Linked DNA regions of Homo sapiens: region 2 is linked to region 1. A link is an interaction called in ENCODE POLR2A ChIA-PET data of the cell type or tissue named here. Cell type or tissue: GM12878. All regions are shown on one strand.

Evidence for each region. Peaks named below come from ENCODE experiments on the same cell type or tissue, not always from the same donor. Only the 100,000 strongest peaks of a DNase experiment are listed, where the experiment ranks them.
Region 2: POLR2A ChIA-PET joins it to region 1 with 12 read pairs; 2 of 35 experiments call an interaction of 5 or more read pairs at or near these places.

The regions. Positions count from the first base shown.
Region 1 is chr15:59,519,478-59,521,977 of GRCh38, forward strand. It overlaps FAM81A (family with sequence similarity 81 member A), which reads left to right. Exons shown (of 9, transcript NM_152450.3): 9 at 1,777-2,500. The coding sequence ends at 1,901. Among named protein-coding and RNA genes, the nearest start is that of FAM81A, 83 kb to the left of the region's middle. In GM12878, no CTCF peak of the experiment used is centred here; no DNase peak of the experiment used is centred here; H3K27ac peaks cover 405 bases.
Region 2 is chr15:59,069,908-59,072,407 of GRCh38, forward strand. The region is part of intron 6 of RNF111 (ring finger protein 111); the gene reads left to right. Among named protein-coding and RNA genes, the nearest start is that of CCNB2, 34 kb to the right of the region's middle. In GM12878, no CTCF peak of the experiment used is centred here; no DNase peak of the experiment used is centred here.

The sequences.
Region 1 (2,500 bases):
TCCTTCCTTCCTTCCTCCCTCCTTCTCTCTTTCTCTCTTTCTTTCCTTTCTTTCTCTTTCTTTTCTTTCTTCCTTTCTTTCCTTTCCCTTCCCTTCCCTTCCCTTCCTTTCCCTTCCCCTCCCCTCCCCTTCCCTTCTTCCTTCCTTTTCTTTTTTTAGATTCCACATATGAGATCGTGCAGTATTTTTCTTTCTGTATCTGTCTTATTTCACTTAGCATAATGTCCTCCATTTTTATCCATTTGTGACAAATGGCAGGCTCTCCTTTTTTGTAAAGCTGAATAATATTCATCATTTGTATATATACACAATTTCTTTATTCACTAATTTTTTGATGGACACACTTCAGTTGTTTCCATATCTTGGCTATTGTAAATAATGGTGCAGTGAACAGGGGAGTGCAGATATCTTTATGAGGCAGTAATTTAATTTCTTTTGGGAATATACCCAGTAGTGAGATTGCTGGGTCGTATGGTAGTTCTATTTTAAATTTCTTTAGTAACCTCTATACCAAGCTTGTCCAACCCACATCCCGCAGGCCACATGCGACCCAGGATGGCTTTGAATGCAGCCTAACCCAAATTCGTAAACTTTCTTAAAACATTATGAGATTTTTTTGTGATTTTTTTTTTTAAATCACTCATCAGCTATCATTAGTGTTAGTGTATTTGTATTGCCCAAGACAATTCTTTCAGTGTGGCCCAAGGAAGCTGAAAGTTTGGATACCCCTGCCCTATACTGTTTTCCACTATGGCTGCCCCATCCTGCATTCCCACCAACAGTGTACAAGTGTTCCCCTTTCTTCACACCCTCGCTAATGCTTGTACTCGTTTGTCTTTTTGATAATAGCCATCCTAACAGGTGTGAGGTGATAACTCATTGTGGTTTTAATTTGTATTTTTCCTATAATTAGTGATGTTGGCCCTTCAGGTTCTAATCCAGAATTACACATCGTATTTAGTTGTCATGTTTCTTTATTTAGTCTCTATTAATCTGGATCAGTTTCTCAGTGATGTTGACCTTTTTAAAGAATACCAGCCAGCCAGCATTTTGTAGACTATCCCTAGTTTAGATTTGTTTGCTTCATTTTTTTTTTTTTTTTTTTGAGACGAGTCTTGCTCTGTCGCCGAGGCTGGAGTGCAGTAGCACAATCTCAGCTCACTGCAACGTCCGCTTCCTGGGTTCAAGCAATTCTCCCTGCCTCAGCCTCCCGAGTAGCTGGGACTACAGGTGTGCGCCACCATACCCAGCTAATTTTTGTATTTTTAGTAGAGACAGGGTTTCGCCGTGTTGGCCAGGCTGGCTCGAACTCCTGACCTCAGGTGATCCATCCGCCTTGGCCTCCCAAAGTGCTGGGATTACTGGCATGAGCCACCGTACCAGGCCTGTTTGCTTCATCTTGATATAATTTAGGTTGTGTATTTTGGTATTCTTTAAAAATGTCAAGAAGTGATGTTGTGCCCTGCTCAGGGTATCTTTTCAGAAGTTACGTGATGTTGTTTCTCCCAGTATGGGTGACGTGAGATTTGATCACTTGGTTAAAGGGGTATATGACAGTCTTCTCCATTGTAATAGTTCCTTTTTCCTTTTTGTAATTAAAAAGTAATCTCTAGGGAGAAACTAGAAACTCACCTGTTCCCCATCATACTTTCATCCCAGAGGTTTTAGCATCTATTAATAATTTTTGCCTGAATCAACCATTACTAGATACTATAGAATTTGATACAGCATTTTAAAAAAATTGTTAACTGTTGTGAAATTTACCTCTCCTTCAAGGGTTTACAGCCGTCTATGAAAGCATAGGATCCCTCAGGCAAGTTCTCGAGGCCAAGATGAAGCTGGACAGGGACCAGCTACAGAAGCAAATCCAGCTGATGCAGAAGCCAGAGACCCCCATGTGAAGGGAGCTGGGACAAGGTCCTAAAAGACAGTTTTGCCAGTGGGGCTAGGAGCCGGATACCTCTGTAGCCAGGCCATCGCTGCATTCAGGATTGTTCCATCCATGGCGTGCATGTGCCAAGAAATGTGTTTTTATGGGTCTAAATGTTTACCTTGAGTCTTGAAAATACTCTTTTGTTAAAAGTATGAAATACAGTTTTTACCAGTTTATTTCACTTCTCTAAATTCAATGGAAATCCCCCGCCCTGGATTTTGAAAGGCTTTTATCTTCTTCATTTTACGAATGGAAAGACGACAATTTTTCTTCAATGCTTGATGCACTAATGAAGACTGTTTACTATTTTGAAAAATGTCATGGGGATTTTTTTTTAATTAAGAAACTAATGAATCATCACAGGAATGTGTTGCTCCTCACCCTAAATTAAGAGAATGTCCCAGTAGATTAGACTTCAACCTTTGAGTCCAATTTGGATTTTATTATCGTTGTCTATGCACTTCTTATATTGGTTATCTTCTTGTAAATCTTCTGTCTTTTGTAAGGGGAAAGGATTTAACATTTAGAATAAACCCCACCATTTATGTAATGGAAATAGTTTAAAAA
Region 2 (2,500 bases), 450 kb before region 1:
TACCGAGAAGATGCAGTAGTCATGTAGATAGCCCTCACTGCTTGCTTTGATATGATATGGCTTTCATCCCTACCCACCCCTGCCACACCATCCCCACCCCCCAACCCCACCCCACCTCCTGCTTTTTTTTTTTTTTTTTTTTTTTTTTTTTTAGAGAGGATCTTGCCTTGTTTCTCAGGCTGGCCTTAAACTCCTGGGCTTAAGTAATCCTCCTGCCCCAGACTTCTAATTGGCTGGGACTACAGGCATGTACCACTGTGCCTAGTAGTTTAATTAGTGTGATGCATCATTTATAATCTGTGTAAGCCAATTATTATGTCCCATCACTATACTCATCTTGCTTACCCTTGATTGTCCTTCGGGAATAAGAATTGAATGAACTGGAATTGTGAAGAAGAGGGTTCTCATTACTGTTTTTATTTTCCCTTTATTCTTTAATTTTACCCTCAGTTTCTTCTAGGAATTACTTTACTCTGGGAATGTTCTTAATCACTGACTAGAGATGAAGATAAAATGAAATTTGGTCACCTTCATAAGATGTTGATATTCTAGTCCATTTGCTAATTTTAGTCTAAATAGTAGGGAAAGGATTTGAACCATAAACATAAATTCAGTCTTAAAACATTATTCTTAAACCGTATTTACCTGCATTGAAGACATACATTGTATTTGCCAACTCAATAGAAGAACAGACATATACTTGATTGTACAGCTCAACAGAAGGAGAACAGACATATACTTGATTGTAGATAAATAATACAAAAGAAAGGAGCTCCTCCTTTTCTCTTTCCCAACTTGAGTATCATCACACCCCTTTCCTTTCAGCACCCAGAGTTCCTTTTGTTTCTATTATTCCCCCTAAACCTAGAGCTCACTGAAATTAAAAAGAATGCTGTGGTTCCTCTCGGGACTGTTGGGTGACTTGAGCCTTTGACAAATGCATTACCCTAGGTTTTTTCATCTCCAGCCCCTCAGCTTCCAGTATTGCACAGTTGCTGTATATAATTCCATATATAACATCAGATCTTTATGATCTTTCATCACATTTTGAAAAGTATGGTTCCACTGAACCTAAGCAGTAGGTTTGTATTCAAGAATACGAAGAAGTGGCCGGGCGCGGTGGCTCACGCCTGTCATCCCAGCACTTTGGGAGGCTGAGGCAGGCGGATCATGAAGTCAGGAGATTGAGACCATCCTGGCTAACATGGTGAAACCCTGTCTCTACTAAGTATACAAAAAAAGTAGCCGGGCGTGGTGGTGGGTGCCTGTAGTCCCAGCTACTCGGGAGGCTGAGGCAGGAGAATGGGCCTGAACCCGGGAGGCGGAGCTTGCAGTGAGCCGAGATTGCACCACTGCACTCCAGCCTGGGCAACAGAGCGAGACTCCATCTCAAAAAAAAAAAAAAAAAAAGAATACGAAGAAGTGATTCTTGCCTTTGCTATAGAGTAGAGGTGAAAGTGTTTTGCTTAGGATTTTTCCAGATGCTTTTGGAAGGCAGTGCATAGTGGCTTACGCCTGAAATCCTAGCACCTTGGGAGGCTGAGACGGGTGGATCGCTTGACCGCAAGAGTTCGAGACCACCCTGTGCAACATGGTGAAACCCCGTTTCTAACAAAACGAAACAAAAAAACAAAAATTAGCTGGGCGTGGGGTCTCGTGCCTTTAGTTCTAGCTTCTTGTGGGTGGCTGAGGCAGGAGAATCGCTTGAGCCTAGGAGGTGGAGCTTGCAGTGAGCCAAGATTGTGCCACTGCACTCCAGCCTGGGTAACAGAGATCCTGTCGCAAAAAAAAAAAAAAATAAAGTTTTTGGAGGAAAATATTACTGATGAGTGGAAGTGGAATCTACCCTCTGGTTTATTTCCCAACTTAGTTGATGGGCTTTCCCTAAAATCGTATTCCTAATACAAGCATACCTTGGAGATACTGCAGGTTTGGTTCCAGACAACCACAATAAATACAATAAAGTGAATATTGCAATAAAGCAAGTCACATGAATTTTTTTGTTTCCCAGTACATATAAAATTTAATATTTACACTGTACTAAGTCCACTGCACAGTGACATTATGTTTGAAAAAATGTACATGCTTCAATTTAAAAATACTTCAGTTTAAAAATACCTTATTGTACATGTTTCAGTTTAAAAATAATTCAATTTAAAAATACTTTATTGCTAATACATTTTTTAAAAATGCCAGCAATCCTCTGAGACTTCAGCAAATTGTAAACTTTTTGCTGATGGAGGGTCTTGCCTTAATGTTGGTGGCTATGACTGATGAAAGTGGTGGTACCTAAAGATTGGGGTGGCTGTGGCAATTTCTTGAAGTAAGATAACAATGAAGTTTGCTGCATTGATTGACTGTTACTTTCATGAAAGATTTCTCTGTAGCACATGATGCTGTTTAATGGTGTTTTACCCATAGAACTTCTTTCAGAATTGGAATCAATCCTTTCAAACTTTGCAGCTGCTTTAAGTTTATGTGATGTACTAATGTAATATAT